2 separate regions of the Mus musculus genome follow, and region 2 is linked to region 1. A link is a contact called in ENCODE Hi-C or POLR2A ChIA-PET data. All regions are on one chromosome and are shown on one strand. Each heading gives the region's core, a stretch centred on a gene start or an enhancer-like site at or near the end of the contact. The rest is flanking DNA. Distances are from core to core; before and after follow the strand shown.

Region 1 (5,904 bases), core at 2,905-5,404:
CTATATGCATATCTATGTATTTAATATATATTTTAAACACTCTAAAAATAAGTTGCCATTTTAGCAAACTTTTGCCTACCCACTCCTGTACTCCAAACATCCTTGACTTTTACTGCCCTCCAAATTAAATAAGCAAGTTCATGAATTTGATTACAGAACCCAAATGACAGTCCAGAGTTCTACATCTACAAACTGTCTTCTGACCTCAACAGGTGCACTGCAGTATATTATGCACACATGTATGCAAATGTACACAAACAAAACGCAAAGCCAAAACAAAATGCTGAACAGTGGTGGCACACACCTTTAATCCCAGCACTAGGGAGGCAGAGGCAGGTGGATCTCAGAGTTCAAGGCCAGCCAGGTCTATAGATAGGGTTCCAGGACAGGCAGGGTTCCACATTTGACACCGCCCCCCCAAAAAAAGAGGTAGGTGTGGTGGCACACACCTTTAACCCCAGCACACACCTTTAACCCCAGCAGGCCTGAGTTCAAGGATTCAGCCAAATGAGACACGCTCCTACCCCTCAAGCAATGTTGTAATTAGCATTTCTTACAAAGTGTATTTTAAGTTCCTCCTTGTTCTCCAAGTGGAATTAACAAGCTCACTCACTCCAAGATGCCAACTTCATTCCAACAGTCTTATATGTAATGGCTATAAAGATGGAGATGAGGATTCAAAACAACCAAAAGAAGTTAAAAACTTAAAAAAAAAAAAGTCTTTATTGTGCCATCTGGGGCTTGATTTAAATCTGACTTTTGGTCATTCCTTTAAGGAAGGAGAATTTTGTGGACTCTGCCTAACTGCAGCTGTTAGGTATCTGAACGCTATCGCACACTTCTATCACATTGGAAAAAAAAAAAAATCAAGAAAATATCTACTTAGCAGCCAAATACTACACAGTGAAAATAACATTTGTACTTAAACATTTAATACTTGCATTTTATAGAAAATAAAAAACAAGTAAAATTAAGTCAATGTCTCACCTCGGAAAGTACGTCTAGCTCTCCTCACTCTTCTGGCTACTGTCTTAAACTTGGTTTGCATACAGTCTTGACTCATCATTTCATCAGCTACCTTGCTGTTTTGTATTTCCACAAATTTCTGTTAACTCTTATGTACTCATACACAAAATAATGTAAACACCCTAAGCTTTAAAAGCAAAGAAGCTTAAGACCCTCACTAGGTACAGACCAATGCTATTCAAGTACTATTAATTAAAAATTAAAGCTAAGAACAAAAGGAAATAGAAACGCTTTTATAATTCTCCCCCTAAAAGTATACCACAACCTCCAAATCATTCAAATTTTGCCATTAGAGTTCCAAAATCTCAATGAACAGAAATTTAGATAGAGGAATTATAAAAAAAGACTGCACCATAAAAAAATATTTCTTATTTCTTAGAGGTTTTTTTTTGTTGCCACATTTCAACTATATGAAACCACTTGTTCCAGCTTTCCTAACACAAAACATTTCCCAAACAAAGACTGTTTATGGTCTCTTAAGAAGCCTTTGTTCCAGGACCCCTCTGTTCAAGAGCTACAACTTCTGGGTTTTCTTTTTGTGGTTCTATCAACAGCAAATACTGGCAAACTCTTCCACACTGACACAGGAGTTTGTTAAACAAAGGAGGAAGCAAGTCCCCTTCACACAAAGGAGGCTCCAAAACAGTTATGTTTGTACATTATTTCTTCCTCTTTACCCCTTCTCCTCTCAGGCTGTAGTATATAGTAGTCTCAATAGAAAATGGTGGCCATCATGTGTGACAATTCAGAATGGGAAAAAGCAAAACAAATGCACAAATCCTAAAGGCTGCCATTAAGCTGCTAGCCCACATGAGGAAATGGGTAGCCAAACCTAACCAAAGCAACTATTTTTCGAAGAAAATAGCTCTATAAAAGGCAAAGTCGGTAAGAAAAAGGACCTACCCAGTCCTAGTGCGCCACAATGCCAACATGGAGGGCAACTCACAGGATCCTAACTCCTCTTAGATTTTGGTTTCTAATAACTTTGTCAAGTTTCCTAATTTCTAGATAAAAATCCCATTAATGCAAGCATGCAACAGTCACATTCATCTTTCCTGGTACATTAAGATAAAGCTAAATCGCTCAATGTTTGAAACGTGGTCCACATTTCAGAATCAAAACCCTAGGTCTAACCAGGCAAGGGTGTAACTTCTGCAGGCCTCTACAGTAAAAGAAACCTTCCATCGCCTCTGTCCATTTCACCAGAAGAAATGAATCTATTTCCAAACATTTCCCCCCATACTAGCTGACCTGGCCAGTTATTTTCTGAGGCATTTCATTTCTGCTTTCAAAGTTGTCCAAGAGCAACTAAAATATGGTATCTGTGTTTTAATTTTTCTTTCGTGGGGGTAGTGAAAGGATAAGGCTTTATTCAGGGATCTCTCGCAAACATCTTTTCTAGAACGTCTACGTACACAATCCCCTAAATCAAAATGCCATTACATAGAGCAAGTTTAAGGGAGAAAGGGGTAAAAGGCGTGGGGGGGGGTCTTTTTCACTTGAGAGCAGGGAAAGATAGAAAATTCTTAAACGGTAGGCAAGGCAGTTAAACCTTTCCAACCGACCCGGCCGGTCCAACGGTCGTTTAGGCCAACTCAGACTCAGGTCATCCCAAAAGGTAGGCGAAAAACCTGGGGTGTCGCAGCGCATCCAGTTCCGGCTGCGGGGGGAGGGGGTACGGGGAGGGGGACGGGGACGGGGAAGGAGTGGGCCGGGCTCTCCGCGGACGTTGCAGCCGTTAGGGCCGTCTTGGGGACACCCCACCCCTCAGAGCCCCCCAAGCTCGAGGCGCTAGAGCCCCCGCCGGGAAGGCCGAGTAGGGAAAGCTAGGGACCAGGATGAAATCTCCAAGAGCTCGTCTGACATCTCCCCTACAAGCACAGCCTCTCCACCTCAGCCCCAGCCAGGCCTCCCCCCCCCCCCCGCGCCGGGAGCAAAGCAGTCCGGCCCCAAGTCCGTGTGGGAGCGTCCGCCAGGACCTGCGAGCATCAGGGCCCCCGCCGCTTGGCCTGCCCCCACCATCCTCAAAGTGTCGTCCCCCCACCCCGACCCTTGCACCCCCACCACCACTCAACCAGCCGCTCCAGACCGGCCCAGCGGCTCCTCCCCTCCCCCAGTAGCGCCGGCCGCCCCCTGGCCCAGCTCGCCCTGGGGACTCCCAGAGGCCGAGGGACCAGGTGGTGGTGGGGGACCCGGGTCCGGAGGGTGGGGCGCTCAGGTGAGGGCAGCTTCGGGCCGACGCCGCCACCACACAAAGGACCAGGGGCTCCCGCCGCCATATTGAAAACTTTCCTCCTCACACGACAACTCGCAAGTCCCCCACCCCCACCCATCACACACCCCCGCACCCCGAGAAGGAGGCGAGGACCAGCCACGGAGCCGTGCGGGCCCAGAGCCCTGCCTCCGCGCCCGCGTCTCAGCCGGGCTCGGGAGGACTCCCCAGCGACCACCCCGGCGGCTGCCAACCACTCCAGCCCGCACCGCTGCCGGGCGGTGCAGCGCACCAGCCCCCGGAGCCGCACCGACCTAGCCCCCTCCGGCCGCCCCGCCGGAGCCCGCGGTCCTCACGGCCCACATCCCACCCGGGACGGGGGCCCCCGCGCCTTCCTCCCACCGCCGCATCTCCGACCCTCGGAGCCACCCCAAACTTGACCGGGCCCGCGGGACGACCGCTCCCCGCCCCCGCGCCTCCGGCCTCCCGGGCCGCGCGTCCTCGCTCCCTCCCCCAGCCGCGAGCAGGATCCGGGGTGCTGGCTGACTCACCGGCGGCGGCCGCACCTTACAGATCCCAGTCTGCTCGGCTATGGGCCGGATCTTGTGGATGAAAGCGAAGGGGTCCGCGAACTCTTCCCAGCTCGGCTCGAAGACCGGACACTCGGGGGGAGGCAGGAACTCTCCCAGCGGGCCCGGGCCCCCGAGGGGCAGCGCCGGGCGCGGGCCTGGGGGCAGCGTGGTGGCCGGCTCCATCACCGCGACCTGGGCAGGGGCGAGCACAGGGCAGGCTCCGCAACCGCGGCAGCGAGCTCCGCTCCGTCCGAAACCCGTGCAGACGCACAGCTCGGGCGACAGGTCCGACTTCTACTAGCAACGGCAACACCTAGGGCTTTTTCAGCCTTCCTCCGACGACGTCTTGCCGCTACCCCACGCAGTGCTCCTCCGCCGCCACGGCGAGGAAAAAAGTCCCTGCTGCCACCCCGAGCCAGGTCTCGCCCCGCCCCCTAGCCGGGAGGGGCAGGGGCCTTCCGCCTGGGATGTTTATCCTTAATGCTTCAGTTAACCTCTGAAGTTTCAGAATTCTTCCTCTCAAGAAGTTAACAGTCTAGTAGGGAGAACAGAGTTACAATCCATCAATCACGTCATATATTTTGGCACGAAAGATTTGCTTAGTAAAACCCGAGAAGCAGAGTACTGAAATTGGAGGATTCTCCAGGTAGAGAAAACACCTTGAACACAAGGAGCAGCAAGGACAGACACATAGAGTAATGAGGAGAGCAATAACTCTTCGAGCACTTGCTTATCCTAGACACTGTGTAAAGTGCAAGTGCTTTTCGGGATTGTTTAGTCTGTGAGGGGATTAAGCATTTGACCAAATCCAACAGTTCAGTCTATTTACTGGAAAGTAGGGTTGTTGCACAGAAATCTACACATATACAAGGTTGGACTTGAGCAAAAGCATCTTGAAATAATCCAATCAAGGAATGATGGGGCCTAAATAAATTCAGCAGCGCTATAGGTTAAAGTGAAATTGTAGGAAATAAAAGTTAGACTAGGACGGGACCAGAAGAATAGCGTACTAAGGGTCTGACAGATGGCATCCCTGGGACAAGCATCCATGAGCATGTTCTAGGGAAGATGTATTCACCCCTGAACAGGCTGAGCCTGAGATGTCTCTGCTACAAAGATTTTCAACAGGCTAAAAGGTACAACAGGTCTGAAGGAAAGAAAGAGATCAGAGTGTTTCAGAGGAAGCAATGGAAGAGCTGAGAGGTTAAGTAACCATGAAATCCAAAGATGGGGGATGGCCCCAGAAAAAGTCAGGTCATAAGTAGAACTTGAACACAAACATAATTTCTTTTTTTTTTTTTTTGTTTTGTTTTTTCGAGACAGGGTTTCTCTGTATAGTCTTGGCTGTCCTGGAACTCACTTTGTAGACCAGGCTGGCCTCGAACTCAGAGATCCACCTGCCTCTGCCTCCCAAGTGCTGGGATTAAAGGCGTGTGCCACCACCGCCCGGCGATTTCTTTAATCTAGAAAGCAACCAAACTCGTGGAAAGACTGCCTGCCACTGTATAAGGAAGGATCAGTGGCTCCACAGCCCTCCCTTCAGAATAGACCATCACTCAGCCTCTGGGTTTAGATTTTAATAGGACTAATGTGACCTAGGCTGGCCTGGAACTCTCTACATAGCCAAAGATGACTCTGATCTCCTGATCATCCTCCTGCCTCTACCTCTTAAACGCTGGGATTACAGATATATCCTATCACACAGAGACCATGGTTCTTCAGCTTAAAAATGGAAAGAGTTAGAAGTTAGATGTGGTGGCGCACACCTTTAATCCTACACAAAGTTCCAGGCCAGCCAGACCTGCATAATGAGCTTCCGCATCAAAGACAGAGAGAGCCGGCTCAGCAGATTAAGGGCATTTGCTTCCGCCTTAGAGGATGTAAACTTAGTTTCCAGATCAATGCCCATCAGCTCCCAACTGCCTCTTCACCCCCAGCCTCAGAGGCTCTGATGTCTCTCCTGGCCCCTACAAGCAACACACACATTTTTTTTATTTTTTTATTATTTTCCTCATTTACATTTCAAATGCTATCCCAAAAGTCCCCTATACCCTCCCCCGCCCTGCTCCCCTACCCACCCACTCCCACTTCTTG
Region 2 (6,677 bases), core at 2,221-4,720, 570 kb before region 1:
GTAGTTGGCATTGATGTAGTCACTGTCCTCCTGGCTCTGTGCCCGGCCAAGACAGACACGGCTCTGGGGATCTAGGAAATGTAGATCAGTAAAGGTGAGAGGTCAGAAGGTGACCAATGAATGTAGACTGTGACAGAGTCAAAGGGGAGTTCGTGTCCTCACACTGTTTGCAGTACTTTGTGGACAGCAGGTAGTCCGTTGTTTTATTTTATAGACAGATAACATAATAGCTGTGTATTATAAAATATACTATTTCATGACAACAGGGAGCCATGATGTTTTTGAGCCGGAAAGTGGTGCAATCAAATCAGAAAGATGGACTGAATGGTGATGTGAAGCACAGACCATAGAGCTGCAGACACCAACTGGGATATTATCATGTTTTAACCTTGAGATCAGCAAGGGTATAAAATGGGAGCGAACTGATAGGAAGAGGAAGAGATTCTGCAAAGGAAAAAAATGCCTTTTTGATTATGAATACAAGCGTTAGACGAATACATTGTTTAAGATATCACTCAACCACAAGGAATATTGGCTTCGCTCTCCAGAGGTGTGGGTTCTTCCCCAATCAAACCGGATGGGGGATGAAGAAGCTAACTTCCTCTCTTTGATGGTTGGAGAGCTTGCTAGAATTAGGCCAAGGCCAAAACTGATCCAACTCACATTGACAAGTGTTCACAGACAGTGCCTGGTCTCTTCTAGCAGGCACTGAGCCTGGAGTCTCAGTCCTGGGCAGGACCCATGTGCTGGGCTGAATTCGGACCACAGTTCTAGAAGCCATTGTACTAAGCTCTGGGTATCAAGCTGGCCTATGGGAAGTTGGGGGTGCTAGGCCTGGGTCCATCTGTGTGAGTTCACACCTACCACACAGGCGTGCAACCGCAGGAAGTGTCTGTAAATGCTAGCATGCAACTGGGCAACAACTGTCTGTCTCCTGGCTGCCAGGGTGTGGGTTAGCCTTTCTCTGTTGAAAGACAAGTGTCTCAAGCATTGATCTTCCTTGGCTTTGGAGAGCTGCTTTTTGTTATTGTTGCTTGTTTTTGTGAAGGTCTCATATAAACCAAGCTAGCCTAGAACTTGCTATATAGCTGAAACCGGCCTTTAATTCCTGATCCTCTACCCCAACCTCCAAGAGCGAGGATTATTATAGTCATACATCATTATGCCTGGCTCCCAGGCCATATGTATATCTTGCCTTCTTGAGTTCTTCACCCTCAGGGACACCAACCCCCTCAGTCCCACCGTGCTCCTTACTTGGCAAGATGGTCTTGTAGCGGTCTTTGGAGGCGTGGCCAGGGATATCCAGGTCTTCAGGGTTGACAAAGTTTGAGGGAATCTTCTGTTGGGGGAGGATAAATGAGTTAATCTCTGTTCCCCCACTTCCCAGCCTCCTTTTCTTCCATTCCATCCTCTGCACACAGAGAGGAAGAGCAAGGATGGGGACAACCTCTCTCCTACACCCCAAGGAGAAGAGAGGCCCAAGGAATCCAGGATGGTCTGATATGGAAGTGTAAAGTGATGTGGAGAGGACCCCAGGATTCCTTACCAAGAATTCCTCCTCTAGCTGCTTGGGGCTGGGAGGTTGGTGCTGTAGCGTCCAGCGTGTAAGGGGGTGTCCAGCCGTGCGCAGGAAGTGTAGGGTGACTTCCCGGGGTGTGTTCACTGAGCAGATGGGTTCAACCGTGCCCAGAGACTGTACATCCAGCATCAGAGCCACACTGGAGCCCCTTCTGCAAGCACAGCCAACCATTGCCCAGTGAGCATCTCAGAGCATCTGCCTCGCTTTCAAGCTCCTTGTGGGCTCTGTCTGGGGAGGATCTGCTGAGTCTTTGTCTTGACCTAGAGGCCCAGGGCACTCAAGGGTCAGGCCCCTACTGCGTTCCCCTTTTCCTTTATCAGATAAGAACAGAGCAGCCTGCAGCTCTTCTGCTCCTTCCTGCTGTCTCTCTCTCCTACTCTCAAGCCAACACAGAGGCTCCAATGCACACCCAACTCCACAGAGGCCCCTAGCTTTGTCCCAGAGACTGTTCATCACAACTTGAAACTTAGAGAGCAGACAGACCAGGGATGACGAGAAACTTGGTGCCTCTGCCATACAAGGAATGGGCGAGCAACCTTCAAATGAGCATTATTTGGTTTGGTTTTTCCAGGCCTTGTGGATTCAGTTGTTAGAACTGGACAGGAAAGAAGGAAGGGAAGGGACGGTGATCCAGGCCTAGGAAGATCCTCCCTGTGAAAGATCTCACCTCTCCTGCAGCCGCACATGCTTCTTGGCTGGAGCTTTGGTGGGTGGAGGCTGAGTCATGTCTGCCCCCAAAGACAAGGTCGGCAGCTGTGCTCTGGAGCGCCCCTCACAGGCCTGGACCATGCTGGGGTAGGTTGCTGGGCCCAAGGGAGGCTCATTCAGCCATGAGGCATGCCTGAAAGACAAGGTCCCGCGAAGGCCTCATTAGCTAGAAGAAGGCTTCTAGTCCAGGCCAGCCAGCTATTCCCTCAAGCAAGCGGCCCAACAGCTCTCTGTTGGGATGCAGGATAGAGGACAGTTAGGGGTTAGAGTAGAAGGAAGGTACTAGAGAGAATACAGGTATGGGGAAGATAGGAAGGAATCCAGAAGGAGGAAGAGAGAGGATACCCAAGTCCACAGGGCTCTAAGCTGGGGTCTGCATGAGGCCAACAGCCTGCTAACCACACAGAAGGAAAGGGAGAAAGCATACAGCTCTCTGAGTCTAGCCAGCTAGCAGGCTTCTCTATAATGAGAAATGGAGGCCTTGAGAAGCACTGGATCCAGTCAGGGATCCAGGCACGCTCCAACTTCTAGAAGGGTCTTCTCATTGTCGGCAGTTCCACTCCAAGATCAGTTGTGGCTCCTGGGGTCTCTGTCTAGGGCGGTAGCCCAGGGGTGTTTCCTCCCTCCTCCTTCCCATCCCCCAGTCTCCCGCCTCTGCAACCGTCACAGGAAATGGCCTCATCAAACCCTAGAGCGCCAGCGCATGGTGAGGCTACAGCTGGGGGTACAAGAGAGAGGGGGCATAGAGGTGATGAGGGCATCACCTTTTGGGGGCAGCCCCTGTCTCTCAGAGCTAAGGCATGGGTGACGTGGTGGTGGGGTTAGAGTCGCTAACCCATGGGGACAGAGCTTTGGGAGCAGTGTGGGCCCATGCAGGTGTGGCTGGGACAGTACTTGCCCACAACAGGAAGGGGCCTTTAGCCTCTCCTCTCCTGGCACTCTGTGTGGCTTCTTAGCCCTCCAGTCACAGGGACACCAGATATGTCACTTCTCATGCCCTGGCCAGGCATGGGAGCCCCAAACTCAATGCTTCTTCAACCCATCCTTGGAGCCCCCCATCCCACCCCAGGGCCATAGGATGTCTGTACTCACTTCAAGTACTTACTGAAGAAGCTATGTCCCCCAGGCTGCCTCTTGCCAGCTGTCTGTCAGTCCGTCTATCTTTGAGGACTGAGAGGTTTCAGGAAGCCAGCTTCCTCCCTCCGCCCCTCCTGGCTTCCACCCACGCACACCCAACTGCGGGCTGCCCTTCTGTGCCTGCCACAAGCTGCCACCAGGGGTCGGGTGCATCCTTCCTGTGCCCTCTAAGAGCAAGCGGCTGCTGTCCCGCCACCCTCACTGGATGCCAAGGCTCTGGGAAGCGGCGAGAGATGAGGCCTTCCCTGACCACCTCGGGCCTCCTCCTCTGGGTCCTCATCAAGTGCTGTCCCCCACCCCCACCTCTTCCTTGATAGCCATGGGGAACCTTCTGCTGCTCTTCTGGTTGTGACCTTGGCTAGAGACTTATTTCCACTTCTCAGCTTCTGCCCCTGTAAGCTTTGTTGCTTCAAAGCCTGGGAATTCAGGGCCAAACCCAGACCCCCAAACAGAGCAGATGTGTCACAGAGGTGCCATAGGGGGTGGCAGGGAAGAGGAGGCAGGAGTCCTTGCTCTGTACAGGAAGGAGAGGCCAGGGCTAGGCAGGAAAGCTTCTTTCCAACTCCCTGGCCCCTCAGCCTGCAGACATAGGCTTGTCACCAGAGAACAAGTATCAGAGCTTAACTGGAGAGGACTCTGGGGTGGCTTCCATAGCAGCCCCTCAGACTACCCCTCTGGGAGTGTCTTAGAACCCTGTATCTCCTCTGAAGACTTACAGATAGGTGAAGGCTGTGACCCTCACATCAGAGACTTCCCAGGTCCTCTTCACCAGGGGGCCACTTGGATGCTTGGGGTGTGGAAAGGGAGCAGTCCCCAAGTCTAGAACTCCACACACCCCCTACCCCCGCCTGGCTTTGCTAGGCCATTCGCTGGCCCTCAGCCCAACTGGTTCGTGGTTCATGCTTGCTTGCAAGACTCCTTCACTCTGTAATGTTCCCCAAAGCGTTCCTGGGCCCCACTGCTTGAATTCCACATCCTCTCTCTCTTCCTCCCACTTCTCCGATTCAACTGTCAAACGGGTGACACCGAAAAAGAGCTGCTGTGCAGTAAGCACAGGGATGGCACCTGAGGGGGGGGGAGGGGCTGCCCTTCTCTGGCCCACGGGGAGGAGGGGAGGACCAGGAAGAGCCTTTGAAGTCCTAGGGCTTGGGGCACCTGTCTTTGTTCTTGGCTGTAAGTCAGAGGGTGGTTCTCCCAGCCTCTCCATGGCTGGTTGGTTGGTTCTGGCTCCCTTTTCTCTGTGCCTGCTCTCCTGAGAGGACTAGGTGGGATTTCCTGAGGGGGAAGCTCAGTGGAGTTGGGAAGTGGTTGGCCCTGATGCCAGGATGAGATGACAGCAGCAGGAGCCTGGGAATCCCTGCACACCCGAGCACAGGGACAGGGAGACTGGGCTCTGCCTGGACCTCCCCACAGGAGCGTCTGCCCTGGCAGATAGTGGAGGGAGTGGGAGCAGAGTGGAAAGAGAGCCACCCGCCCTGGGGCCAGCTGTTGATTAGGATCAAGAAAAGGAAGTGAGGATACCACAGGGGCGGGGAGAAGGAAGTAGGCAAAGCCCTCCCCCACCGGTCTGCCTAGCATCCTCAGTTCACAGTGTTAGCCTGCTGGCTGTGAGCACACCTCTTGACCCTCACAGTGAGGACCCGGTGGGGTTCTAGAAGTTGGAAGATGAGCTCTTGGGTAAAGAGCAAAGGAGGCTGGGAGATGGGGAAGGAAGTTGGTGGGGCAAAAGGGTCAATCAAGGCAGGAAACAAGACTCTGAGGCTCTGTCCAGGTCTCTAGATGGCTTCTCACTTTCCTGCCTCTTCTATCTGTTCTTCCCATCCCTGGGGGGCGGTGGGTTGGGGGGATTGGTCTTTCTGACTGGGAATTAGGATCCAGTACTGTCCACTTTAGAGAATGTAAAGTCCTGTTTGGAAGCCTAGTGAGCAAGCAGACACTTAGTGGTCATGTGACCTTGGCCAAGTTCCCTGAGTCTCAGGTTCCCCACCAGCCTCCTCCTTCCCTCCCTCCCTCCCTCCCTCCCTCCCTCCCTCCCTCCCTCCCTCCCTCCCTCCCTCCCTCCCTCCCTCCCTCCCTCCCTCCCTCCCTCCCTCCCTCCCTCCCTTCTTGTCAGGAAGACAGAGCCCTGTGAAGTACTTTGTCCACAGCCCCAGCACTTGGAAAGTCTGGAACTGAGAGCTAGGGAGCCTCACCTGGTGGTGGAAGTGGAAGGGAGGCTGAGTCTGTCTGTCTGTCTGTCTAGGCTCTTCCTTCTTCCCCTTCCTTTTTCCAGTCAGCCATCATCTTTTTTTTTTTTTTTTTTTTTTTTTTGGGAAGTTCCACTCAGGCAGTGGAGAGAGTCTAGGAGTCACTCCCAGCAGCCCGGCATGGGCAAAGTTCCTCATTTCAAAATGCGCAGAGAATGGCGGTCATGCCTAGACCCTGGCCAGGGGTGGAGAGGAGCAAGACTCCCACCTGGAGCCTCACCTGTGGTCCTATGGCTAGCCTAAGATTTCTCCCTCCCTGCCTCTCTCCCCTTGATACCGGGCTTCTTCTCTCCACTTCCATCCCAGGGGCCAGGAGCCACAACTCCCATAGCTAGTGCTGCTGAAGTTCCCAGAAGTCCTTGTGCACTGCAGCTCTTGGGGAACCAGATAGCTGCCAGTCCCCAAAGGCTAAAGCTGTCACCCTGTAACATTCTGGGATGCTCTGGGTGGATACAGACAGGATGAGAAGTCCCAGGATGGGAGGTGGCTGTTCCTGACTGCCTCCATCCCCCTCAAATACTGAGGCAGCTCTTCCTTCTCATCCCTGCAAGCCTAGGCTTGTCCTTGGTAGTGTGGGGGAGACAGAGTTCACCAAGGAGGAGCCAGGAAGACACCCAAGGAGGCAGGGTGAAGCCGTGGCACAAAGGCCGAGGCACCCCAGCGTGCCCCAGGCTGTACCTCCGTGACAGCTGTCCCAGGTGCCCCTTCCTGACCCAGTTTTCCTCCTGCTATCTTTTTGGTGCCCGCAGGTGTTCGGACTTTCCCATACCCCTTGTCACTGGTGCAGAGGACCAATTGCACAGCTCAGCATGGAACTATGCTTACCTTTCCTAGAGTGCCAGGAAGTAGCCCCGCTGTACCCGCTGCTGGGCTCAGTGCCCCGGCACAATGACTTCAAGCTGAAGGGGATTCCCTCCCTTTCTCCCAAGTCCAGGGCCAGAGGGATGGACACCTGCCCCACAATGGCCCTTCCCCCCCAGGGGCCCTTTATGTCCTTCCCACTGCTG

What was found. Hi-C counts contacts between places; a loop is a spot of excess contacts on that map. ChIA-PET counts read pairs that join two places held with the same protein, here RNA polymerase II (POLR2A).
Region 2: a map of regulatory T cell shows a loop between it and region 1 (2.4-fold over the local background). The contact joins the promoter of Ptpn7 here to the promoter of Kdm5b in region 1. A Hi-C loop is called at or near these places in 1 of 37 maps with a recorded cell type or tissue (regulatory T cell). POLR2A ChIA-PET finds 5 or more read pairs at or near these places in 1 of 5 experiments (Patski).

The regions. Positions count from the first base shown.
Region 1 is chr1:134,558,428-134,564,331 of GRCm38, reverse strand. It overlaps Kdm5b (lysine (K)-specific demethylase 5B), which reads right to left and starts at 4,154. Exons shown (of 27, transcript NM_152895.2): 1 at 3,790-4,154. The coding sequence starts at 3,993. It also overlaps a transcript of Mgat4e not described here.
Region 2 is chr1:135,129,493-135,136,169 of GRCm38, reverse strand. It overlaps Ptpn7 (protein tyrosine phosphatase, non-receptor type 7), which reads right to left and starts at 3,470. Exons shown (of 10, transcript NM_177081.4): 1 at 3,380-3,470; 2 at 2,247-2,420; 3 at 1,547-1,730; 4 at 1,255-1,339; 5 at 1-71. The coding sequence starts at 2,368. It also overlaps the pseudogene Ptprv.